Linked DNA regions of Mus musculus: regions 1, 3 and 4 are each linked to region 2. A link is a loop called in an ENCODE intact Hi-C map of the cell type or tissue named here. Cell type or tissue: left cerebral cortex. All regions are shown on one strand. Each heading gives the region's core, and the rest is flanking DNA. Links, peaks and the distances in the headings are about the cores only. Region 1 overlaps Pcgf5 (polycomb group ring finger 5). Region 2 holds the start of Gm32081 (a long non-coding RNA gene). Region 3 overlaps Pcgf5 (polycomb group ring finger 5). Region 4 overlaps Ankrd1 (ankyrin repeat domain 1 (cardiac muscle)).

Region 1 (5,000 bases), core at 1-5,000, 260 kb after region 2:
CTTGGAGACCCAGGTAATAATAATTTCAGCAGGGCTGGGAGGGAGATGGATGGACAGAGAGAGGGGGAAGAGGAGGAGGAGGAGAGAGAGCGAGAGAGCTGGAATGCATATTGGGTGAAATGCTTGCCTCAAAAGCACGAGGACCTGAGTTTAATCCCCAGAAGTCATGTACAAAGAGGCGTGGGCCAGCAAGATGCTCAGTGGGTACAAGTGTTTTGCACAGACTCTTTGGTCCCTCAGTCCCTGAAGATGACAAAAGAAAACTGACTTCAGAGATTTGTCTCTGACATCCACATGTGTATCTGCACACACGGTTTTTATGTAAGCACTGGGAAGGCAGAGAGAGGCCGGTCTCTGGGGTTTGCTGGTCAGCCAGCCCAGCCTAATAGTTGAGTTCCAGGCCAGTGAGAAACCCCACCTCAAAAATACAGGGTCAATAGCATTGAGGAAGAACATCCAAGATTGACTGACTCCTGGCCTCCATGAACACATGCACATCCATGCACACATTTACACACAGTAACAACAACAATTTCAGCAGAGTGGAACGTATTACTGGCCAGAGTATGTGTATGCATGTACATACAGAGTGGCTGTTATGTTAGCCACAAAAAGGATATCTAGCTATAAAGTAATATCATTCTTCATGTTTTTACACACAGACTTCATTCAGGATTCTAAAATCAAAGTGGCCTCTGTGCATATGTGAATTTAGTCTCTCAGTTCACATAGGAGTTTTTATGAGTTATAAAGTCTCATAAAATCAGTGCCATTTAAGATGGATACGGAATGGCTTCAATAGTTAGACTTAACTTGAAGAGGGGAAGGCTTTTCATTGATCTAGGTGTTTGGTTCATAAAAGACAGTATCTGTACATGGGTTCTATGTAAATGAGGATACATGAATTACCTAGCTGTGTATTTCATTTATCCCTCACCCTGCACTTGCCCTTTTATCTTTTCCTGGGCTCTAGCACCATAATGATGAGAATGGTAACTCTTTGTATTTGTGACAAGAAGCAGCCAGGAGGAGATGGAAAGGGAAGGAGAAAGGAAGTTGATTACTCTGTGACTGACAGTTCAGGGATGCTGTTATGACAGGGAAGGCATGGGAGCAAGAGCAGGAGGCTCCTGGTCACTTTGAATCCATTGTCACAAAGAAGAGACCAGGAAGTGGAGCTGGGGAGTAAAACCTCCAGACCCACTCCCAGTGACCCACTTCCTCCAGCGAGGCTCCACCTCGTAAAGGCTTCGTAACCTCCCAGACAGCACCGCCATTCAAGCACATGAGCCTATGGCGGGGGGTATCTCCTGTTCGGTCTTCATGCCTTTAATCGTGTTATTGTTACCTCAGACTAAGCACACTGCACGTCTAACGCGTTGTCCAAGCTATTCCATATACGTCAGTCGATACAGTTGTATTCATGTAACAGTATAAGTAAATGTTGTTATAGGAAATATATTCAAATTTTCTTAATGGAATTTTTAACATGTTAAGTGGCTATAAAGCGTGTTTTTACAATTATTTTTTCTGTAGTTGGTTTTATAAATAATTTCAAGTTTTGAGAACTTTTAGGATACCAACTTAGTTTTAATTTGAACACATCTTTTATTGAATTAGGAAGAATTTTGTATCCTATTTGCCTTCTAAAGTGTCTTAACCACTAATTGCACTTTTTTGTGTCCAAATATAGCTAATCTAGAATATTTCTTAATCCCGAATCTTACTCTGTATGTTACAAAGGTGAGAAGAAGGCTCTTTCTTTTCCCACATTTACACTAAACCCATGTACAGATACTGTCTTTTATAAACCAGACATGAAGCTCAGTGAAACTCACCCCAAATTAAAGACCAAATCCAATAATATTTTAAAAGGATAAAATAGGAAAAGTAAGATAAAATTCATAAACCAGGATATACAAAAAGTCTAGAAATATTACGCTGTTTTAAGTTTCTGATGGCCTCTGATGGATATTCTTTCCATTGTTGACTTTGTTGAAGGGTTTCAGAAAGTATTGATATTTTCAGTCAGTCTTCAGAGAGGTTATGAAATATTTTAGGTTGGTCATTGCTTTGGTGAGTGCCATATTATTGCTTGACTTTAAACTTTGAGTTACATGAGTCTTGCTTCAATTATACAGATGATATTTCGAAGGTTGACAAGTCTAAAGCAGATGAGGAAGGTGATGAAAACCAAGATGATAAGGACTATCATAGAAGTGACCCGCAAATTGCTATCTGTCTGGACTGTTTACGAAATAATGGGCAGTCAGGGGACAACGTAGTGAAGGTGAGTGGGCAGAATTCATTTCTTTTACCTTTGTTGTTGTTGTTGTTGTTAATGTAATGCAGTTGAATACCATTCTCTGAAATTCCAAATCTGGGAATAGCCAGTGTTGCTTTCCTGGTAGCTTGTCCTCCCAGCCCAGTTCTCCCAGACCAGTGCCACCATCTAGTGGCTAATTTTTATAATGCAGCAGCCAAAACTCAGACCGATGATTTAAGCTGTGTCTCCAACCATTTTATTATCTTTAAACTTATTATTTTTAGAGGTTAATTTTATTTTATATGTGTAGGTGGTTTACCTGCATGTATGTCTGTGTGTCATGCGTATGCGTGATGATGACAGTGGAAGCCAGCAGAGGGTGTGGGAACCCCTAGAAGGAAGCACAGGTGGCTGTGAGCTGCCCTGTGGGTGTCCGCTGGGAATTGAACCTGAGTCTCTGGAAGAGGGCTGGGGCTTTCACTGCTGAGGCGTCTCTCCAGGCCTAACCTCAATCATGTTGTGTAGTCTTCTGCTTTTAGTTAAAACTCTATAAGCCTCATGTCATGGCTAATATATTTTATTAAGAGAAGAGTAGGTTTTGAAGTAAAGCTGTGTTATCAAGTGTCTATGAGTGGATAAACTCCTTAGAGACTTCTATTATTGTCTACATAATCCTTGTTCTTCATCCTGTCTCCTAAACATTGCTCTGACTCTTAGATCTGAAAGCTCACTGCTGCCTCCGTGGTTTATTTTCCTTGGGGTTTGAATATCTAGCGTGTCCTGGTTTCTTAGTTGGCAGCAGCTTTCATATAAATATTTACTACTTTAGTTCTTAAGTAGTCTTTTGTCACTTTGTCCAAGCACTTATTAGTCATTGAGGGCATTGATTTTCTCTGTACTTTGTTTTATGCACAAGTTCATATTTATTTTTTGTTTCTAATTTTCTTCATCTATGCTAATCTATAGCTCTTTTGGGTTGAATTTCTTTGCTATTATATTACTAATAATGGTACTTTATATTGGGAAATTAAAAACAAATAATTTTAACTTAGATTTTCATTTAATCAGCATCTTTCAGCAATGAATATATTTGACTATAGTAAGCAAATGAATTCATTATGTGGTAGTTAATATAACTAGTAAGAAAAAGATCTGTCACTTGCAACACATGAGTAGTTGCTAGATGGGTTGTCGGAACAGGAATATGAAGTAACTGCTAACTGCTCGTGTGTAAAGGATTTCTTTGGAGGAAAAGAAAATTTTGGAATTAGATATTGTAATTGTTGAACAACTTTATAAAAACTACTAAATTGTTCATTTTAGACAGTGACTTTATGGTGTTGTATTTCAATTTAAGAAGTTAAAATCATGCTTGCAATTCCTCTGATTGGTAGAGATTAAAGCATAATACTAAACACAAAACTGAAGAATCATTGAGTTGTATCTATGCAGTATATCTTCTGATATGCAGATATACCAGAAATACTGATCCTTTCCAGATAGCTGAGCAAGGAGGGTTAGGCACAGATTCCCCGGCAGTCTCTTGTGAGCCCCTGGTGTGTATCACAGTGCTTCCATTTTCCATATGTCAGGAAAGAAAGAATGAGAAGCTCTGCTCCTACTTCCTCTCCACCATCCTGTCTTCTGCCCCCGACCGTCGTTGCCCTCTTTGTAGCTGGCTCTACAGTAGTTCTCAGGTGCACACAGCCAGGAAGCAGTGCAAGTTTCATTTGGTTCCATTATAAAATATTCCTGGAGAAAGTGCTCATTGTTTCTAAGTATTTACAAATCAACTTTTACATAATACAGATTGGAATTGTGTTAGATTTGTGTCAGTCTATTGAATTATGAATTCTAGAAACACTCTTTTGTCATGTCCTAAAAATGTTCCCTTAACTATTTTGACAACTCTGAATTATTAATAACTTGTGGGAGGCAGTACAGGTCACCTGGGGTGGGGGGCTTTGTTCAAGCTTAAAGAGTGAATCAGAAGCACTCTTCATGTAAAACAAGAGACACATCAAGGCATACAGAACTTAGTGATGTACAGTAATGTTCGGTAGCCTGTCCCTGGGGAGTGTTTTTCCTCAACCCAGAGCCCACACTGTATAGCTTGCAGGTACTAAGGCGGCTGTGGATGGAGCAGATGCAGTATCCAGAACTCTCCCAAGGCTAATGTCAAACTACTTCTGTCTCTGAAGTTATTTTTAGGTTCTCCATTATACTTAACAAGTGCCTCCTGCTTTCAGAAGTAACATCATTTAACAAAATATTTTGTGTCCTTTTACTTAAACTCTGCTTTCTTTATAGAAAAAAAAACATGTTAGAGAAAGACAGATTGCGTACTTGACAGGGTTTTGCTAATTCACACGCTAGAATGATATTCTTGAAGAATGTCATGTAAATAACAGGCTATAATTAGGAACATTTTGCTTAGGAGAATTGAACATTTTTGCTTTGCATTTAGAAAATACTCAATAGATAGTGAAAAGCATGCCTTTGGCTGTGGTTTAGTTTAGATGGTTGGGTTGGGTTTGGCTTAGTTGGTTTGGGGTGGTCTAATGAGACCGTCTCACTTTGCAACCCACGCAGAATCAAACTCAGATCCTGCCTCCTCCTTCTGAATGCTGGGATCACAAGAATATGCCTCCATACCAGAAGGGTTGAAGGTTTTAGCAAAAACAAGTGAAAGTCTTTAATTTGTCATTTGTTTCCTTTAGGGTCTCATGAAGAA
Region 2 (8,244 bases), core at 1,949-6,948:
ACCATTGCGCTGGGGCTCACTCTTGAAGGCTAAGTCAGACATCTTCCTCTGGTGGGGAGAAAAGGGATTAGTTTCACAGCCTACCCAGAAAGAAATGAACATAAGTAGGGGCAGAGGAGTTGTCGTGGCCTTGTGAAGAGATTGCATCCAATTCAACATCAAGAACAACATCCATACAACCAGAGTTGGCCAGAAATGGAACTGTCTTATCTACAAGCCCACCTCCAGCTCCAGGAAGCCGAGACAGAAAGCAGAGAAAGGTTTCTTAGTGGACAGGCAGGTATATTAGGCTAAGTCTTCAGACTGTTGTGTGACGTCAAGCTGAGTAGGGACATGGAGGGAACTCTTTATGTGGGACACCACGCATAAAGACACTAATGCCACCTTCAATGCAGACAAAAAATATCCCTAAATTTTGAAAATCAAGTTCTTTTGTAAATCCTTAGCCAATGGCAGTGTGGCTGAAAAGAGGACTTGGGAGGAAAGACACTTTGTCCAAGGGAGAGGGATGCCCAGACAGAACTCTGCAGTCATATTTTCTCAGAGCCATGACGTCTAGGCTTGAGACATGGGGTCAAAGTATGAGAGTTTTGGCTCAAGATGAATAAAGCTGGCTCCAGCAGCTGCCATCCGCTCAAAATGTGTATGTTCAAAGAATGTGACCACTTGAGACTCTTTCTGGTTCCAGCTGTTCTGAGATGTTAACGAAGGTCTAATTGCTAGGAGCACGTGGGGTAGACCTGGCGTTCATCTTCCTGACACATGGAAAATGTGGTTTGGAGGCCAAGCTGTCAGACCCAAATCACCTCCAGACCCTGCCTGTTGCTAGTGTATTTCATCGCCAGGAGGGGCACATTTCATCAGCAAGCAGGGCTGGCCCAGCTTGGCCAGGGCACTCCCTGTGGCTATTTGTATCCTAACACCAATGCTGACATGGGAGGTTAAATTCGCATCAAAGAAACAGGGCGCCAAGCTTCTCCCAAGGCCTGTCTCCCAGTTAAACATGAAGAAAGTCCATCAAATTATCATACCTGAAGATGAAGGAACAATTTGTTCACACACAGCTTGTATTTATAAACCACCCCGGAGTCCTTACCAGATAATTTAATATAGAGGATAGCATCTCACAACTGGGAGACTTTGTTAACAACCAAGCTGCCCTTTCACACAGAACTGAGCACAGTCAGAGAGGCTGTGGCTATTATACACAAAGGCAGGCATGAAGAGGCTCAGTATCCCTTGGAGGTAGCGCTCACTCACTTGCTCACCCTACCCCAATCCTATCTGCCAATCATATTGGCTGTCTCTCTTCCAAACTGACATGTATCATACCACCTAACTGTTTAATGGTACTATAATACAAATTTCCCAATGCCAGTCATCATTTGTTCCATGTTAAAAGTCCCAGCCTCTCTAAATGTATATTTTTAATATATCTTTAATTGCATCTCCTTTCCTAAATGTATTTACTTTCAGTTCATTTTCCTGCCACAGGCAGAGGGCCCTTCACTAAGGCTTGGGGTTTGATTAGGTCTCCTATGCAAGCCTTAGAGTTTAGTGCCTTACTGGGCTATGGGACTGCCCACACGCACACATTCATTGGTAAACTTAAAGATACTCTCAGTGATGAAAAACTGGGTGGCATGCTGTTTAAGAGCCTAAATTCTGCAGTCAAAGACTGATGAGTTTAAAAAAAAAATCAAAACTGTTTCCATCATTTACGCTTCATATGACCTTGGGAAATGTTCTAAATGGTCTGTCCCATGGATTGCTTAGGCTAACCCAAGAAAAGTAAGTTACTCTTCACAGGGAGGTTGTGAAATGCTTTGAGGACCAGCCACAGCTATTGTCGCCAGCCTGAGAGCTCAATGAAGTGGGTTCTTGGATGAGTCCTCTTGAGTCTTCAGCACAGCCTCTGCTCTTGCTGGAGGCTCAGAAAGGAAGGTCTAGCCAAAGAGAGGCTCCATACCTGTCTAGACTCCTGGCCCGCTGTAGCCTGAAGCAGCCCCTAGAGAGGCTATTGATTCATAGCAAGTTTGGCAAAAATGGGATGCTGAAAGGAGAGACCTTCCCTCGGTGATGTGAGCACCAGGACTCTGTGCCTGAGTCTGTGTAGTAGCCAGGAGGGACAGACAGCTCGGGAAGCTAGAGCTAAAGACTGAGCTTTGAGCCTCAGGCTGGTGGCACTGCTGAGAGAGACAGCTGGTGCGGTTCTCGCTCAAGCTGCTCACCTGCTGTCGGTCCAGTGCAGTGGGAAGAGCTCAGGGAAGCCCCCTTCAGCTCTCCGCACTCACTGGAAAGGCCATTGTGCTCCCTGGAGAGGGGGTGAACTGTGGTGAGCCCCAGGTTCCCCACTCTGGGTCGGAGGGACACTCATTCCCCAGCTGTGGCTCCTTCCGGGATGGGTCCTCATCAGAATCACCTGATGGTCATGGTCTGTTCCAGGACAATCTAATCAGGGTGAGCAACTAGGACAGTCTGACGCCAGAACCCAGGGAAACAGCTCAGGTTCCCGCGGAGAAGGCTGCCAGGTTATGTGTCTCCCTCCTACCAGAGCCTGCCTCCTCTTTCTTCCTCACCTAGCCAAGGATCTCAAGAGGGAGAGAGATTCCCTCCTCCCTTACCCCACCCTCAGTGAGTTGCCCAAGAGACACCTTCCCCAGAGGACAGGCGTCTCATCTGGCCTGAATGGTCCCTACTTTCCCTTTCCCAGGGGGTCGTCTGGGGTCACTTGACCTGACTTTGGCAACATCTGCAGGGAACTGGACACAGGATGGCCCAGCACTGTCTCTTCTGCTTTGGTGGCAGTTTGAGTCAAGTAACCCACACACAGCAAAGAGGAGACTTGCTCCCATGAAAATGTGTGTGTGTGTGTGTGTAGGGGGGCAACCCCACTTTACTTACTCTCTGAGGTTTGGCATCCATTTGTGCTTTTATCCTGCTGTGATTGTATAATAAAGCTTACCTTATCCCGTCCTGTCTAAATGCATACATATTCACTTAGAGAGTTTTCAAGATCCAGTGTGAAGCAATAAAAGGTTCTATAAGTCTAGAATATGACTTACTTTTCATCTATGTGTGCTTAATGTAACTTGTAGGAAAACACAATACAGTTAACCCAAATCAGTAATGAATCTTTTTTATCATGTGTGTGAGTTTTATTTATTCTCCATGACAAGATTTTTCTATAAATCCTACTTTGACTTTACAAAGCCTCAAGTTAAATAAACCATTCAACAAATAAATCAACAGAACTGGAAACAACTGAGAGTTGTGGCCAATATTCTGTTGCCCAGAATGGAGAACTTTCAATAAACACAAACATTAATAAACATATACATACACTGATCCACCCTTCTAGTAAAGTAACTATCTGTGACATGAGCCACATGGTCGGACTTTAGCTGCAGGGTAAGGACTAGAAACCTTGGGAGATGATTAGTCAGTGGGAGGGGCTGACCTGTGCTCCAGACTGACAAAGGGATGTAGCATGTCAGACTTGCCAGGTACACTGGAGGACTGTGGGAGAGAGAACTTAGCATGGCTGGGAGGGCTGGGGAAGCCGCAGAGGTGATCCCTAAACTGCAATTGGAAGGGGCATCTGAGGGAGGGGCAGCCTAGGAAGGAACTTCAGAAGCAACAGGACACATTTGCAGGGTTACTAACAGGTGACTTGTGGGCAGGACAGGAGCCCTAGTCTAAGGCAGAGCTGGGGTTGAAGAGAAGGCAGCAGGCTGACCCTGGGCTCTCTGGGTGATGCTGTGGAATTTGGAATCTTTGTTGATTTTTTTCCACTTGCTTTATTTCTTCTGATCAAACAGAACCTGGTGGCTCTGAGCCCCGGCTACCACTCACAGGCATCTAGCCCCAAGCATCCCCAGGAGACGCTAAGGGTCCCTAGATGATTATTATCACATGCATATTACTAAGCTGACTGACTCTTCCAGTGTGTCCAAGGATTCTATTATATCACTAATGGTTCCAGAACCAGGACAATCTGTCATCCTAACCAAGCTAGGGTGGCCCTCCTGATGTGCCCAGGGAAATAGGGCTCGCCTGCTCATGAGTTGGATTCTTCCTAAAGGTTCCTCCATAAACCACAAATAACCAGCTCCCTACCTCAGCAAAATACCCACTACAGCTCTCGATGACCAAGGTCTGCGGAGTGGCAACTACCTTTCCCCCCTACCAATGAGCAGCAGGACAGTCACCCCTCCCTGCCATGCCACCTTCTGAGGTGCCCACAGCCCCACAGAGATGAGCCAAGCCTCGGTGTAAGAAAGGTTTGTGAGCGAGTGCTTCTAATTCCAGGGAGCAGTCACCTCGAGGGCAGGCCTGCCAGAGCCTTCTGGTGCTCCTGGCCTCGGGGCTGGCTCCAGGTAAGAGAGTCCAGCACACACCCACAGCCAGGACATTTGGGCCAACTGTCAAATGGCTTTCAAAGTCTCAGGCCTGCTTGCTTCCCAGAGAGGCAAACACCACTGCTGCCATTCAAGATTTAGTCCTTCACTTCCTTGGTGGTAGGTTTTATTTAGAAGGGCTTAACAGTGGAAGTGTTTGAGGACTTCGGAAAGACTGTTTAAAGGAAGAGACCGTTGGGACACGTCATCCCATCACACACAAGCACACATCTGCATGCCCCTCCCCTTCTATTTCCCCTTGAATTCGGGCTACAGTATGGATTTGATGGTTGGCACCCCAGCAACTGTCCCGTGACCTTGAGAAGAAACTATTCATTAAGACTATTTAGCCTAAAAGACAGATGAAAGCCTGAGTCTTTGGGGGACCAACAAGTTACCTTAATAGTCTGTGACTGGCCATTTCTAGCCTTTCTTTTAGAAGGAGAGGTAAATCTTGTGTGCATAAGATACTGTTACTGAGGTCTCACCTAATCCTGTGTAATTGGCCCTTCTTAAAATGACTGACAGGGAATTTATGTCTTAGGGACTAGTCCCAAACCCTACCACAAGGGGGTAGCCTTGTCCCATAGGCCTCCATATAACACCAGCACCAGCGATCAGTGTGGATGAGTTATATCTCAGACCACAGTTGGCTGCTATGGCCCAGGCTGGCTGATCTAGGCTGAAGTCTATCTCATCGGTTAACCCAGATCTCTAGCTACTGTATGTGATTTCCCAAGGAAAGAAAACATGTGGGGAGGCAGTCCTGATGCAGCCAACCCTTTCTAAACAGAGCAAAGAAGCTCTGTTCTAAATCACCTTCAAGTTAGTGGTACGTGCTGACTTCTCGGTTCTGTTTTTGCTCCTTTCAAGGTCTTTCAGGAGGGTTCTGTTTTTGTTTCTTTCTGTGGATTCCTGTTAAGACACCTGTGCGGCAGCTCTGATGGCAATTCTTCCCTGAAATGGCTGTCCAAAGCTCTGCTCCCTGCCTGTTGCATGTCATCCATCGACTCTTGTTCCAGCTACATCTCAAAACTCAAAACTCCCCAGGTAGAAAGTTCCAGTGACTACAGGCCTGAAGCTGGAGGAATGGTGGTTCATCCGGGTCTCAGGCTGAGAGCATATTGCCGTCATCAGGAAAGAACAATGCTATGAGACTCACTGTGAGCTGACGCACTAAGGCGTTTGTACTCTGCTGACAGTGTCAGGGCCCATGGCTGTGGATATGACTCCTCTTGGCCTGCCTCCAGTTCACAGGCTAGCGCTATACAGCTGAGGCTCGAGGATAGATAGAAAGCTAGCCCCCACATCTTCTCACCTGGCTTTCCTTCCTAGATGGCTGCATCTGGTATGAACAAATCTGGTACCTGGAGATAGCCTAGCCAAAGTTGAAGGATCATCCATCCCTCTGAGACATATAGGAAGTTCCCACCTATGAGAGAATCCCAACGAAGGAGAAAAGATCAAAAGCATTAGAAGACAAGAAGCAGCTTCTTGCCCCAGAGGGACCCCTTGGGAGTTGAACCTAGAACATATAAAATGTAGGATACCCTGTGACAATGACATGTTTTCTATCTGGGCAATAATCATACATTATTGATACTTTTCTGAAATTCAAATGTAATGGCATTTACTGGCTTTATTTTGCCGACCTTTGTTGGAGATAGAGAATCTGCTCATTGTGGAGTGGGTGGGGACCTAACAACATATTCTGGAGCACATCAAAGGGGCTGACTAAAGCTGAAACAGCCATAGGCCTCCCGGTCTTGCATGCAGGTTTCCCAGAACAGTTAATGTCTCCTTGTTGCTTTATCGTTTCAGGTGCGTCTTGCTCTGGTGTGATGGAGCCCATCACCGATGCTGAGCAGCTGGCAGGCCAATGGCCTCCAGGAAGGATGTGCCTAGTCAAGCCCAGCGCCTCCTCGGAGGATAAACACTCTGCTGTTACAGGGGCCAGTGGTAAGGTAAGGCCATCTCAATGGCAACTTCCCCTCTGTCTTTCAAACTATGGAGAAATGAAGGGTTTTTGGACCACCCCTCAGGCTCACCTCCTCTGGACCACCCTCAGGCTCATCTCCTCAAGACCACCCTCAGACTCCACCTCCTCTGGGCCACCCTCAGACTCACCTCCCCTGGACCACCCTCAGGCTCACCTCCTCTGGACCATCCTCAGGTTCACCTCCTCTTGACTGATTCCCCCATTTCTGCCAGGAATCTGGTAACACAAAAGCTCTTCTTAGTCACAATGTATAATCAGAGCCCACAGGACACAGAGGCAAAAATGTGCTCTTCTCTCCTGGATCCTGTGAGGACAAAGCAATACTCCCCAACCTGCCTTTTTGGTTTGCACACCAGATTTAGCAGGCATAAACACAGGAAAAGAACAGTGAGTGAATTGGGGGAGGGGAGCTGCAGGAAGAACCCTTCCTTCATGCTAATTCCCGTTTGACATCACCTCACCATCTGTTCACACTGGTGGTCTCACCAACTTCAGCTTTCCATTGTCACCCATGGTAGTCTTTTGATGGAGAAGGTCCTGCCTGTGGCTTCCCCACTTGGCTCTCCTGCCCTCCCATCTAAGAGCTGCCAAACCCTTTCATCTTAGTTTCCTACTAGTCACTTTTCAGGTCTCAGACCAGCCCATGTATGCTCTTTGGTTGGTGGCTCCGTCTCTGAGAGCTCCCAGTTGATATTGTTGGTCTTCCTATGGGGTTGCCGCCCCCTTCAGCCCCTTCAGTCCTTCCCTTAACTCTTCCATCGGGGTCCCTGACTCAGCATCTGCATCTGTCTCAGTCAGCTGCTGGTAGAGCCTCTCTGAGGACAGCCATGCTAGGTTCCTGTCTGCAAGCACAGCATAACATCAGTAATAGTGTGAGGGATTGGTGCCTGTCCATGGGATGGGTCTCAAAATGGGTCAGAAACTGGTCAGGCATCCCTTCAGTTTCTTTCAATCTTTGTCCTGCATTTCTTTTAGATGGGGCCAACTTTGGGTCAGAAGTTTTGTAGGTGGGTTAGTTGGTGTTCCTATCCCTCCACTGGGTGTCTGTCCTGTCTGGTTATTGGAGGTGGTCTTTTCAGGTTCCGTATCCCTACTGTTGGACATTTTGGCTAAGATCGTCCACTTGAGTCCTGAGAGGCTTTCCCATCCCATGTCTCTGGGACTTCCTAGAGATTCCTCTCACCCATTCCCCCAACAGCTGCATATTTCTATTCATTCTCCTGGTCCCCTAGGCCTCTCTCCCCATACTGGATCCTGACCCCCCATATTCCCCTTCCCCTCTCCCTCTCCCACCCTCTTCTTTCTGCCTCCATTACTATTTTATTCCCATTCTAAATGGGATTCAAGCATCCTCACTTGGGCCTACCTTCTCGTTTAACTTCTTTGAGTCTGTGGGATATATCTGAGTATTCTGAGCTTTTTGGCTAACATCTACTTATCAGTGAGTACATACTATGCATGTCCTTTTGGGTCTGAGTTGCCTCACTCGGGATGATATTTTCTAGTTCCATCCATTTGCCTGTGAATAGTATTGCAGTGTGTAAATATACCATATTTTCTGTATCCATTCTTTGGTTGAGGGACATCTGGGTTGCTTCCAGGTTCTTGATATTACGAATAAAGCTGCTATGAACATAGTGGAGCACATGTCTTTGTGGTGGGGATATTTTCAAAATACAGGTTCATTTTTCTTACCTCTGCCCTTCTCAGCCAAATTCTAACTCCATGGATCTGGAACAGTGGTTCTCAACCTTCCTAAGTCTATGACCCTTCAATACAGTTCCTCATGTTGTGGTAATCCTCAACCATAAAATTGTTTACATTGCTACTTCATAAATGTAATTT
Region 3 (5,000 bases), core at 1-5,000, 240 kb after region 2:
AGGCAAGAAAAGAATGAAGTTTCAGGTTCTGTATGTAACAAATGCTGGGGAGAAATGCAGCAGGAAAAAAAAAAACCTTTCTTGGTAGTTAGTTACTATTCAGCAGAGACCATAGGATAGGAAGACACAGGCTGCAGTAAGGCTTGGGGGAAGTGTATTTCAGATCCTTGTTCCAATTCTCACAGATGGAGGATTGAGAAATACTAAAAATCACCCAGTAAATAGTTCCAGAGCAGGGTCGTCATTCCTCTGTCCAGTGCAGGCACATCTGCAAACGCATTGAGACATTTCCCTAACTCTTTTCTTTCTTCATCCAGTTACATTTATTTTTAATATTTCATTAACATTAGTTATATGTGAGAGAAAAAACTGGTTTCATGAGATATTTGGTACTCAATAAGGATATAAGTTTACTATTAGTTCTGAATTGAATAGGTATTCTGATTAAAAAGACATTATTTTTGATGAAATTTCTAATGCTTTCTTTAGTTTTGGAGTAAAAAAATCTGTTTTTAGAAAAAGAAAACGTCCAGATTGAAACTCCATTACCATGGGCATACACACAACATCATAGGTTGCTGTAAAAATGAAGTCACCATCATACTGAGTTAAAGCTTCAGATAGTGCTTTGACACTCATTAATAAGAGTGATTACAGTCTTCATTTTGATGAACATTGAAATAGGAATAGTTGCTGATTTCAAACAGTCTAGGTATTAGCTGTTATAAGATTAAAGACGGATTATGTTAATTAAGCTTTTGAATTTTTTTTTATTTGCAAGCTGGGAGATAGTGAGAAAAAAAAAACCAGAGAGCATGCATCATGGTAGTAGACACAGAAGGATAAACAAGGGTAACAGAAATTTAAAAACTGAAATTATCTTGTATATTGATGTCTGATAAATAGGGACCAGAATGAATTGAACCAATACCAGCATTGAACTGAAGTCAGAACATATAACAGAAAGTCATCAGTGCTAGAGATAATGGTAAATAGAGTATTAATTAAGAACCCAGCATCCAGGCTGACCGTGAACTGGAGAGCTACTGTCTTTATTGTAGAAAATAATATTTCTTTTGGATTCTTTGAAGAATCTTCACAATTGCTGAGTCTTTCTATATACTGATTTCAACAGACTACTGTATTTATAAAGTTAAGTGAGTAAACAAAACTTCTTCATTAGAATATGCGGTTTCCAGTTGAGAAAATGGTTCCTGTTGGAGTGGGTTGCTGGTAAGCCAGAATTCCTTCATTTGCCATGTAGGTTTCTTTCTTATTGGTCCCTTGACTACAGTGATACAGTTATAGGCCTAGAATCTGGGCTCTCTTTAGTATCCTAACCCCTATGACTTCCTTTTGTCTATACATATTTACTGAGCCTGCTCTTGTTCAGACTCTGGCCCAGATACTTGGGGCATAGTAGGCAGTAGAGTATGCAATAAAGTAAGTAACAAGTGTATGTTAGAAGGTTGTCACTCTCAGCTGCACATAAAGGGAAGGGCAGACTGAGGAAGGGGAATTGGACAATCAAGAAGGTGCTGCAGTTCCTAAAAGTCTGTGTCCAGGAAAAGCTTCGAGGCAGCCACTTTTGAGTTTGTGGTAGAGAAGCTACTCCATCAGACACCTGAGAGATGTTCCAGGCAGAGAAAATAACCAAGATGAAAGGCTTGAAGGTGTGAGTGTGGCTGGTTAGCAGTGAGTGCAGAGGTGAGGTGGGGGATGGCTGTGGGCACAGACAGTTAAGAATTTGGGTGGTTTGGGGTTTAATTTTTATTTTCTTTTATTAGATATTTTCTTTATTTAAATTTCAGATGTTATCCCCTTTCCTGGTTTCCCCTCTGAAAACCTCCTACCCCCTCCCCACCTCCCTCTGCTCACCAACCCACCTGCTTCCTGGCCCTGGCATTCCCCTATACTGGGGCATAGAACTTTCACAGGACCAAGGGCCTCTTCTCCCATTGATGTCTGACAAGGCCATCCTCTGTTACATATGCAGCTAGAGCCATGAGTCCCACCATGTGTTTTCTTTGGTTGGTGGTTTAGTCCCAGGGAACTCTGGGGGTACTGGTTAGTTCATATTGTTGTTCCTCCTAGGGGGCTGCAAATTCTTCTGTTCTTTGGGTACTTTCTCTAGTTCCTTCATTGGGGACCTTGTACTCCATCCTATGGATTGCTTTGAGCATCCACTTCTGTATTTGTCAGGCACTGGCAGACAGGAGACAGCTATATCAGGCTCCTGTCAGCAGGCTCTTGTTGGCATCCACAATAGTGACTGGTTTTGGAAGTTGTTTATAGGATGTGTCCCCAGGTGGGGTAGTCTCTGGATGGTCATTCCTTTAGTCTCTACTTCACACTTTGTCTATGTAACTCCTTCCATGGGTATTTTGTTCTTCCTTCTTCTTGAGTTTCATGTATAATGCCAATCGTATCTTGGGTATTCCAAGCTTCTTGGCTAATATCCACTTATGGGTGAGTGCATATCATGTGTGTTCTTCTGTGATTGGGTTACCTCACTAAGGATATCATCCAGATCCATCCATTTGTCTAAGAATTTCATAAATTCATTGTTTTTAATAGCTGAGTAGTACTCCATTGTGTAAATGTACCACATTTTCTGTATCCATTCCTCTGTTGAAGGACATCTGGGTTCTTTCCAGCTTCTGGCTATTATAAAAAAGGCTGCTATGAACTTAGCATGTGAGCATGTGTCCTTATTACCAGTTGGAACATCTTCTGGGTATATGCCCAGGAAAGGTATTGCTGGATCTTCCGGTAGTACTATGTCCAATTTTCTGAGGAACCGCCATACTGATTTCCATAATGGTTGTACACTCTTGCAGTCCCACCAGCAATGGAGGAGTGTTCCTCTTCCTCCACATCCTCGCCAGCATCTGCTGTCACCTGAGTTTTTGATCTTAGCCATTCTGACTGGTGTGAGGTGGAATCTCAGGGTTGTTTTGATTTGCATTTCCCTGATGATTAAGGATGTTGAACATTTTTTCAGGTGCTTCTCAGCCATTCGGTATTCCTCAGTTGAGAATTCTTTGTTTAGCTCTGTACCCCATTTTAAATAGGGTTTTTTGGTTTTCTGTAGTCTAACATCTTGAGTTCTTTGTATATAGTGGATATTAGCCCTCTATCAGATTTAGGATTGGTAAAGATCTTTTCCCAATCTGTTGGTGGCCTTTTTGTATTATTGATAGTGTCCTTTGCCTTACAGAAGCTTTGCAGATTTATGAGGTCCCATTTGTTAATTCTTGATCTTAACAGTACAAGCCATTAGTGTTCTGTTCAGGAATTTTTCCCCTGTGCCCATGTCTTCACACCTCTTCCCCACTTTCTCCTCTATAAGTTTCAGTGCCTCTGGTTTTATGTGGAATTCCTTGATCCACTTAGACTTGAGCTTTGTACAAGTAGATAAAAATGGATCAATTCTCATTTCTCTACATGCTAACTGCCAGTTGAGCCAGCACCATTTGTTGAAAATGCTGTCTTTTTTCCACTGGATGGTTTTAGCTCCTTTGTCAAAGATCAAGTGACCATAGGTGTGTAGGTTCATTTCTGTGTCCAGGTCTATTACATTGATCTACCTGTCTGTCACTGTACCAGTACCAAGCAGTTTTTATCACAATTGCTCTGTAGTGCAGCTTTAGGTCAGGCATGGTGATTCCACCAGAGGTTCTTTTATTGTTGAGAATAGTTTTTGCTATCCTAGGTTTTTTGTTATTCCAGATGAATTTGCAAATTGCCCTTTCTAACTCTGAAGAATGGAGTTGGAATTTTGATGGGGATTGCATTGAATCTGTAGATTGCTTTCGGCAGGATAGCCATTTTTACTATATTAATCCTGCCAATCCATGAGCATGGGAGATCTTTCCATCTTCTGAGATCTTCTTCGATTTCTTTCTTCAGAGACTTGAAGTTCTTATCATACAGATCTTTAACTTTCTTAGTCAGAGTCACACCAAAGTATTTTATATTATTTGTGACTATTGTGAAGGGTGTTGTTTCCCTAATTTCTTTCCCATCCTGTTTATCCTTGTGTAGAGAAAGGCCATTGACTTGTTTGAGTTAATTTTATATCCAGCTACTGCACTGAAGCTGTTTATCAGGTTTAGGAGTTCTCTGGTAGAATTTTTGGGGTCAGTTATATATACTATCATATCATCTGCAAATAGTGATATTTTGACTTCTTCCTTTTCAATTTGTATCCCTTTGATCTCCTTTTATTGTCTAATTGCTCTGGCTAGGACTTCAAGTACTATATTGAATAGGTAGGGAGAGAGTGGGCAGCCTTGTCTAGTCCCTAATTTTAGTGGGATTGCTTTGGCTACTGGTTTTCTGTATATTGCTTTTATTATGTTAAAGTATAGGCCTTGAATCCCTGATCTTTCCAAGACTTTTATCATGAATGGGTGTTAGATTTTGTCAAATGCTTTCTCAGCATCTAATGAGATGATCATGTACTTTTTTTTTCTTTGAGTTTGTTTATATAGTGGATTATGTTGACAGATTTCTGTATATTTAACCATTCCTGCCTCCCTGGGATGAAGCCTACTTGATCAGGATGGATGATTGTTTTGATGTGTTCTTGGATTCAGTTTGCAAGAATTTTATTGAATATTTTTGCATCGACATTCATAAGGGAAATTGGCCTGGAGTTGTACTTCTTTGTTGGGTCTTTGTGTGGTTTAGGTATCAGAGTAATTGTGGCTTCATAGAATGAATTGGGTAAAATACCTTCTGCTTCTATTTTGTGGAATAGTTTGTGAAGAACTGGAATTAGATCTTCTTTGCAGGTCTGGTATAACTCTGCACTAAACCCATCTGGACCTGGGCTTTTTTTTTTTGGTTGGGAGACTATTGATGACTGTTTCTATTTCTTTAGGGGATATGGGACTGTTTAGATCGTTAATCTGATCCTGATTTAACTTTGGTACCTGGTATCTGTCTAGAAAATTGTCCATTTCATCCAGGTTTTCCAGTTTTGTTGAGTATAG
Region 4 (8,244 bases), core at 1,274-6,273, 72 kb before region 2:
GCCAATCATGACTTTGAGGCAAAGCAGGGCAATACACAAAGTTCACGACCAGTTTAGGCTACATAGTCAGATCATGTCTCAAACACAATACCATGACAAATAGTGCTAGTTCAGATCCCTTCCCCAGCATTGCAGACCTATGCTCCAGATGTCTGAGTTGGGTACTAAGAAATACCCTTCCCCCAGAGCATTAACTTTACCCCTATGATGCCTGGGCAGTCTTAACTACACTATGAGGTTAGCCTGGGGCTAGAGCCTGAACATTTCAAGGGCTTAGCTGAGGATAGCTCTCTCCTGAGACCACAACCTTCCCTCTGTCATCCTGCCTCATTTCCCCTTCTGCAGAGCCCTCAGTAAATAAAACATTTGTATAAGATCCTCATTGCAAGAGGGACCAACTTCACTTCTAAAACAATCGAGCAAATAAGGATCAAAAAGCACTCAACAGATATGAAAATGTCACACTTTACTAGTCATCGGTGATATGCTTGCTGGTTAGGTTGGGAAAGTTTAAAACGGACACAAAGTTAGTGTTTTCACAATTGGGAAAGGCTGTAGACTATTTTGAAAGTGGCCATAATTTGATGTTAACCTTATAAATACTTCTACAAGGTATTCTTCAAAAGTAAGTAAAGTTAGAGCTAGACAAGGGCTGAGATTATAGTCACTCACACTATAATCTCGCCCCTTGGGAGGATCTTTGAGTTTATGGCCAGCCTTGGCTACACAGTGAGATCCTCCCTGTTTTAGGAAAAAGAATAAAAAGAACTGGCTGGGTAGAAAGAGTGCACCTATATGGATATTCACTCCTACAGTGTGTAAGATGATGGGAAGATTAACTTAAACACTCAACAAAAATTAGTTAAATGATCCATGCACATTGAAACAAAATAGTAGGGTTAATTAAGACATCTGAAGTAAGTTGTTAATAAAGGAAAATTAAAAGGAAAGAACATGATTATTCTCAGGTTGGTGAAAGAGAAAGTTTATTATAAATATGTGGGAGAGCATAGTCAGAGGCAGGGACTCTGGGAGAGTCCAGAGTGGACCTGGCCCTGAGCCGTGTGAGGAGAGGAGGGAGGAGAAGAGAGAGGGGAGAGGAGGTGACCAGGTGCAGCAGCCAAAGGCCCAAAGAAAGCAGATGAAAGAAGCAGGTTTTTAAAAAGATGGTTGGAAGCAGAGCACTGACTATCACAAATGCCCCTCTGACTTGTGCTGTGGCACTTACACGCACACATGTAACCAACCAGTGTTGGAAGAAGATGGATTCCTGATCCACGTCTGGAGGCACAGCCCTAGAGTCCAGCTATTCAGGAGACCAAGGTAAGAAAGCCACAAATTCAAGGATTGCCTAAACTCAGAAAGAGTTCAAAGCCATCCAGGTCAATTTAGGGAGATCCTGATACAAGAAAGCAACAATAGAGAACAGAACAGGGCATGGGAGCACTGTGGGGCTGCGGGGTGCTGTACCGATCAGGTTTGGGCACTCGCCTGTGTCCTAGAGGCTTTGCCTTTAATCCCCAGAACTGAAAAAGAATAGCAGCAGCCAAAGCTTAAAGATATCTTAAGACAAGGGGTTTGCATGTGATCCCGAGAGAAATGGGACGACGACGACATTGAAGGATTTGAAAGAGACTGGCTGGGTCAGATTTGCATTTTAGGAAACTTCTGGCCACAACTAAAAACAGAGAAGTGGGACTGGAGAGGGTCTCAGAACTTAAGAGCACTTGCGTCACCTCCAGAAGACCTGAGTTCAGTTCCCAGCACCCAGGCTGGGTGGCTCAAACCACTTGTAACTATAGTTCTAGGGGCTCCTACACCTTCTTCTGGCCTCTGGGCTTCTGAATACACATGGTTTCTCTCTCTCTCTCTCTCTCTCTCTCTCTCTCTCTCTCTCTCTCTCTCTCTCTCTCACACACACACACACACACACACACACACAGATAGACATGTTTTTTTTTGTTTTTCAAAGAAGGATGTTTGAGTAATCCTGATGTTTCAGGCTTTGCCTAGGTTGGAGGGCACAGATTACAGAGCGGACTAGAAGTCAGCGTGTTTGATAAAACTTGGTCACGATCAAAAGCTCTGAGTGGAAATAAAGTCAAGAATAACTTCCAGAACTCTCCATTGTAAAATATGTCCTTCTGTGACAAAGAGAACACAAGAAAAAAAAAAAAGACCATAAGTGTTGCGAAACTGTCGTGAATCGGGATTAATGACAGAGGCAAAAAGGAAATCCTGGAACTCAAAGGAAAGGTTAAAACAGTTTATTTATTCATAAGTATGCACACGCGCACGCACACACACACACACACACACACACACACACTTCACTAACCACCGATCTGGCTGATGTCGTAGCCTGGCTGGATGGCAGCGAGCGTCAGGTAAGCTCGCGATGTCTCTTGCTGCTTTTCGGGTTCCCACTTGAGCTGGACCCACCCGATGCGGGCGAGTTCTCCTTTGGCACTGGGCGTCCACTTGCATTCATCTCTCAGCACGACGTCTCCATTGGATTGAGTGAGTCGCCACCAGACCAGGGATTTTTTTAACAAATTTCAGCCAATCATAACTAAGGCGTTTACACATTACCTCCCTTACCTTATCTCATTCACGACCCCCCCCCCCTACACACACACAAAATGGAATGGTTTCCATGGTTACATGGCTGCGGCTCGGAAGCTGGTGCACCGGTGGGTAGCTTTGCCTCCCTGGTCCCGCGTTCCTTACAATAAGCAACGAGTTGGTTCAGGGGGAGACAGGGGCTTCTGAGACCTATCGGTGTGGAAGAAATGGAATTTTCCCCTTAGATATTTCTCTTTTCCACTCACAAAGATAGAGCCATAGTCAGAGCCAGTCTGTCTACCTGCTATCATTCTACAGGTCTCCTGTGCCCTCTACTTCTTTATTAGTACAAAGGTTTAAACGTGACAGTGCAAAGCTTATTTTTAAGTCTTTTCTCCTTTTAACCCCCAAGCTCTTTGGGGCAAAGAGGCTCAAATAAGACACTTTGGTCAGATACTATTATGTCCACGTTATACCAGGCAGATATGGACATGAGCAAGAGAAACAGTCTGTATTGGAAACATTTACTGGATGCCCAGACCTTAAATGTGCAACCGCAGATCTCAACCTGTGGGTCATGACTCCTTGGGGTGGAATAACTCTTTCTCAGAGGTCGACTGCACTATAGGAAAATACAGAGGTTTACTTTATGATTCATAACAGCAAAATTACAGTTATGAAGTAGCAATGAAATAATTTTATGGTTGGCAGTCACCACAGCGTGAGGAACTGTATTGAAGGGTCGCAGCACTAGGAAGATTGAGAACCGCTGACTTAGACCTCTGTCCAGGTGGCCAGGGAGGGATGACAGAGAGAGAAAGAACTGATAGAATGAATCTGCCATTCGGTTCTTCATATGAGAGGGGGACAGAAAGAAAGGGCCCCCCCCCCAAAAAAAACATTTCTGGCCGTCAGCCCAACCCACGTGTGTCTGTTACTGTGTGGTTGAACAATGTCTTGGCTACAGACCGTGCCTGTACTCTCCCACAGTGATGGAGGCACGTATAAAAAGGAGGTTCGTGAACACAGTCCTACTTGGTGTGAGTTTCAGGAGAGCACAGGGCTGGAGTTTGACCTGTGTCTTCCACAGACTGTGTGCCAAGTTCCAAACATTCCCCACACCCTTGAGCTTGTCGAAGCTCTGCTGCTGCCTACAGAAATGTAGGCTGGAATAACCCTTGTTCTTTTTGGTTTTTTGGTTTTTTTTGGTTTTTTGGTTTCTTGGGGTTTTTTGGTGTTTTTGTTTTTGTTTTTGTTTTTGTTTCGGACTGTCCCTCAATCTTACCACCTCCAAAAAGAAAAAATCATAACTGCCCCATCTCCATCATTTATAGACCTCCACATCTTAGACGCTCAAAGAGAGCATTCCACCGTTCCCTTCACTGGGCTTGTATGTTTATTTCCTACTTATTTCTTTATACTTGTCTGCTCCAGGAGCTCAGAGACAATCTTTTTCTCACCTCCGCTCAACATTTGGCAACAAACCTTTTCCTGCTGGAGGTCAAAAGCCATTGACCCAGAATGTTCTCTCAGGGGGGGCAGGAGGGGAGCCTTTGATCCTGTCAGCGCCTGTCCACAATACAGTGATTGATAGGCCCCTAATTAGCGAGTCAAGAAGCCCAGATGAAAACTTAAGAATTGCTTCTTTAACCTGCAGTAATCATTCTTCCCACCAGGGGTCTCTTTTTCCACATTATTGGAGCAAAACAACAACTGGTTTTTGTTTGTTTGTTTGTTTGTTTTGGGGGGTTGTATCATAATTCAGTGGCAGGAGCTGGTCAGAAATGCAGATTCACTAGTCCCCCCCACACACACCTGACACCAGTTGAGGGCAATTCTTCAGTTTATCAAGATCCCTGGGTAATCTATCACTCCATAAGTACCAAGACTGGTTTCTACAAGGTATTTCTTCCCACCCTCCTCCTCCTCCTGGTCCTCCTCTTCCTCTTCCTCCTCCATTTCTTATTAATTTTTTATTAATTTTTTTTAGAGTTGTTTTACTCTGATGTGCATGAGTGTTTTTGCTGCACACATGTATGTGCACCACACGCATGCCTGGTACCTATGAAGTCAGAAGAGAGCATCAGGTCTGCCACCCTCTTTACAAATTGCTGCGAGTCCTCCTGTGCTCCTGGGAACTGAATTCGGACCCTTGGTGCTCCTAATCACTGAGTCATCTTTCCATCCCCCGAGATTTCTAATCTGAAAAAGCAAGAAAACACTGACAAATGAGCCCCTCCCTAGATGGCCCCTTTTACATGAGAAATCCCTACCACTGATCTGACAAAAACAAAAAACAAAAAAACCTTAGAACACGGCCGAGAATTAGTTTGCATTTATTATAAATATAAAATATACATACAACACAATATACATTTATACATTTACAGCGCGTGTCCTTTTGATTTCTTCTTTCATCGAACTCAGTTTTCCTTGGCCCCATTGCCTACTCCCTCCATCTCCCTACATGCGGCACTCCTGACGTTGCCTTCACCTTGGGACATCGACATCATGTGATCTGGTAAACAACCAAACCGAACCAAATCTGTGGGTGGGTGGCGAGCCTCCGCGCCAGTCCTGCGGAACTGCTTCCGTTCCCGTCTGCGTTACTGCGTGCCTTCTGTTGCTTCATTCAGATATCAGCAGTGAGAATTCAGAGAAGGGCTGCGGGGATCAACCCTTGCCTTTTAAAAAGTACCTTGAATAGCTTTATGCAAGTGAGAACACAAAGGGGTGCAATTAGACACCATTCACCCACACGGTTTAAGAGCTATGGGAAGACTCTGAATGTACATACAGATGAAGTCTTGCTCCCCCAAAATGATGTTCATGAAAGCCTGAATACTGGTGCTATGAAATAAATAAATAGGTAGGAATAAATAAAAGTGGTGAACATCACTAGAGGATATTTTAACACCTACAACCCAGTGCTTTCTTGAAGCTTCTTTGAGCATCTCTCCCTATTTGGCTGGCAAACAAAAGCTGGATTTTATTGCTAGTTGCTCTTCTGTTGGGAAATGCTTTAAAAATGCCTGCGAACAGCTCCTGTTGAGTCTCTTTTCTCAGAATGTAGCTATGCGAGAGTTCTTGTAGGCATTCTCCTTGAGGCTGTCGAATATTGCTTTGGTTCCACTCTGCCAGTGCAACACCAGATCCATGGGGGTCTTCCCAGCCTACACAGAAGAAAGGGAAATTTGACTTCCGGGTGACTGTCAGTTTGCACTCTCTGCACCTATGCTAATGAGGTATATTATCAGAGTATATGGGTTTTATATGAGTGATCTACATACCGTTTATTCAAACTATCCTGTCCCTGTTTTTTCATGATACTTTTATTGGCTTTCCCATCTACCATCCACAGAACTATCAGTGGTGCTGTCAAAAAAAAAAAAAAAAATTCCCTGGTCCCTACAATAACGTAACACCTCAAGTCATGGTGAGGTTCAAAAATGTCTCCAGACACCCCTCCCCTCCAGAATGCACCAGAGACCTGGGAGGGGAGAGACTCCCAGGACTCATAGGGAGGGACCTTAGATGAAATGCCCAATAGTAGGGAGAGGGAACTTATAGAGCCCACCTCCAGCAGGAAGACAGGACATCAAGTGAGAGATGGAGTTGCCATCCCACAGTCACATCTCTGACCCATAAGTTTTTCTGTCTGAAAGAATTACAGGGGTGGAATGGAGAGGAGCCTGAGGAAAAGAAGGTCCAGTGACAGGCACAAAGTGGGATCCAGCTCAAGGGGAGGTCCCAAGGCCTGACACTATTACTGAGGCTATGGAATGCTCACAAAAAGGGATCTATCATAACTGCCCTCTGAAAGACCCAACAAGCAGCTGAAAGAGTCAGATGCAGTTATTTGTACCCAACCAATGGACAGAAGCAGCTGACCCCTGTTGTTGAATTAGGGAAGACTGAAAGAAGCTGAAGAGAAGGGTGATCCTCCAGGAGGACCAACAGTCTCAATTAATCTGAACCCTTGAGATCTTTCTAACACTGGACCACCAAACAGACAGCATACAGCACCTGATAAGAGGACCCCAACACACATACAGTAGAGGACTTCCAGGACTGTGTTCATTCAGAGATGATGCACCTAACCCTCAAGAGACTGGAGGCCCCAGGGAGTTTAGAGGTCAGGTGGGGTGGGGGTAGGGGCATCCATGTGGAGATGCGGTGGGGTAGGGAGGAGGTGTGGGATGTGGAGAAGTCGGAGGGTGGATGGGGAGGGGTGGAGAATGGAATATGGGGTGTAAAAAAATGAATTGCAAATAAAATTAAATTAAAAAGAAAGGAAGGAAGAAGGAAGGGAGGGAGGAAGGGAAGAAGGAAGGAAGGAAGGAAGGAAGGAAGGAAGGAAGGAAGGAAGAGAGGGAGGAAGGGAGGGAGGGAGGGAGGGAGGGAAGGAGGGAGGGAAGGAGGGAGGGAGGGAGGGAGGGAGAAAGGAAGGAGCGAGCCCTTATCTTTTGCAGCTATGGTAGATGATATTTATCTGGGAATTGGAGCCAAGAGGGAAAATTGCTTACATTTCCTGCATAAAGATGAGGTTTAATTAGCACATTGGGACTTAAAATAATGTAGGAAATTATTTTGAGACTCATGCATATAAGTCAAAGTGGAAAATGAATGGTAGTTATTTTAAAAAAAAAAATCAGAAAGTGCAAGGTGACTCCCAGAAGGAATGGCAACATTTTACATTCTTGTGAGCAAAGGACTATTTGGAATTCTCCAGATTTGATAATGATTAATTTCAGTTCTGGGTAGTTGGGAGCTATTTGGGGAAAGGTTAGTGTATATATTCCTACCTGCTCTGGGGTCTCTTCAGCCAGGAATGACCAAGGCAGGTTAGAATTATCCAATGTGGGATCTTTTTTTAAAGATTTATTTATGTATTTTATGTATATAACTGCTATGCCTGCACACCAGAAGAGAACATCAGATCCCATTATAAATGTTTGTGAGACAGCATCTGGTTGCTAGGAATAGAATTCAGGTTCTCTGGAAGAGCAACCTGTGCTCTTAACCTCTGAGCCATCTCTCCAGTCTCACAATGTGTATTTTAAAGGTCAACAATTTTGACCATCCTTCATTCAAGATCAACCTTTCAAAGAACTGTTAGGCTCCAAGGTCAGATCAAAATCTCTAGTCTTCCCCATGTTTGACCCTGTGACCTGAATTCATGCCAAGTCTTACGCTATTCTTATGCAAATAGAGACATTTGAACCCTCAGTGTATCTCAAAAGTTATTACCATGGACATAATACTTTCAGATATTTGAGGAATTCTGGAAACTCAAAAGCAGAACAGTTGTGCCCTTGATTTGACTACTTACACAGTTCTTGACCTTGAGGTCCGCACCGAAGGTCATCAAGAGTCGAATCATCTTATAGCGGTTCAGCCTCACAGCATCATGCAGTGGGGTGTCTCCTTCCTTGAAGAAGGATAAGCTGGTATAAGACATGGGAAGCCAGGAAGTGAGTCCCGCCAGAATACCCCAGCTTGTCTGGGTGATTTCAAAGAAGCTGACGCTGGCACAGACTTGTCAACTACTCACTCTGTCCTTGGCATTGAGATCAGCCTCGCAGGCGATGAGGTGCTCAGCGCACTCGTAATGACCAGTCCTCACCGCCACATGCAGCGCTGTGCTGAGAAGCTTAAAAAATCAGAAAATGGTGGAAG

The links. Peaks named below come from ENCODE experiments on the same cell type or tissue, not always from the same donor. Only the 100,000 strongest peaks of a DNase experiment are listed, where the experiment ranks them.
Region 1: it touches region 2 in a loop (10-fold over the local background); 38 of 42 quality-filtered maps call a loop at or near these places.
Region 3: a loop joins it to region 2, with 2.5 times the contacts of the local background. A loop is called at or near these places in 16 of 42 quality-filtered maps.
Region 4: it touches region 2 in a loop (2.1-fold over the local background); 5 of 42 quality-filtered maps call a loop at or near these places.

The regions. Positions count from the first base shown.
Region 1 is chr19:36,437,858-36,442,857 of GRCm38, forward strand. Pcgf5 (polycomb group ring finger 5) reads left to right here. Exons shown (of 10, transcript NM_001368691.1): 6 at 2,142-2,290; 7 at 4,987-5,000. Among named protein-coding and RNA genes, the nearest start is that of Pcgf5, 31 kb to the left of the region's middle. In left cerebral cortex, for the core only: a CTCF peak has its summit at 2,466 (motif pointing left); a DNase peak (open chromatin) is centred at 2,448.
Region 2 is chr19:36,178,334-36,186,577 of GRCm38, forward strand. It overlaps Gm32081 (a long non-coding RNA gene), which reads left to right and starts at 6,228. Exons shown (of 3, transcript XR_386675.1): 1 at 6,228-6,364. In left cerebral cortex, for the core only: a CTCF peak has its summit at 4,971 (motif pointing right); a DNase peak (open chromatin) is centred at 4,982.
Region 3 is chr19:36,420,499-36,425,498 of GRCm38, forward strand. The region is part of intron 2 of Pcgf5 (polycomb group ring finger 5); the gene reads left to right. Among named protein-coding and RNA genes, the nearest start is that of Pcgf5, 13 kb to the left of the region's middle. In left cerebral cortex, for the core only: no CTCF peak of the experiment used is centred there; no DNase peak of the experiment used is centred there.
Region 4 is chr19:36,107,080-36,115,323 of GRCm38, forward strand. Ankrd1 (ankyrin repeat domain 1 (cardiac muscle)) reads right to left here. Exons shown (of 9, transcript NM_013468.3): 7 at 8,120-8,218; 8 at 7,898-7,996; 9 at 4,886-5,738. The coding sequence ends at 5,628. Among named protein-coding and RNA genes, the nearest start is that of Ankrd1, 8.6 kb to the right of the region's middle. In left cerebral cortex, for the core only: a CTCF peak has its summit at 4,237; DNase peaks (open chromatin) are centred at 4,244 and 5,123; H3K4me3 peaks cover 788 bases; H3K27ac peaks cover 496 bases.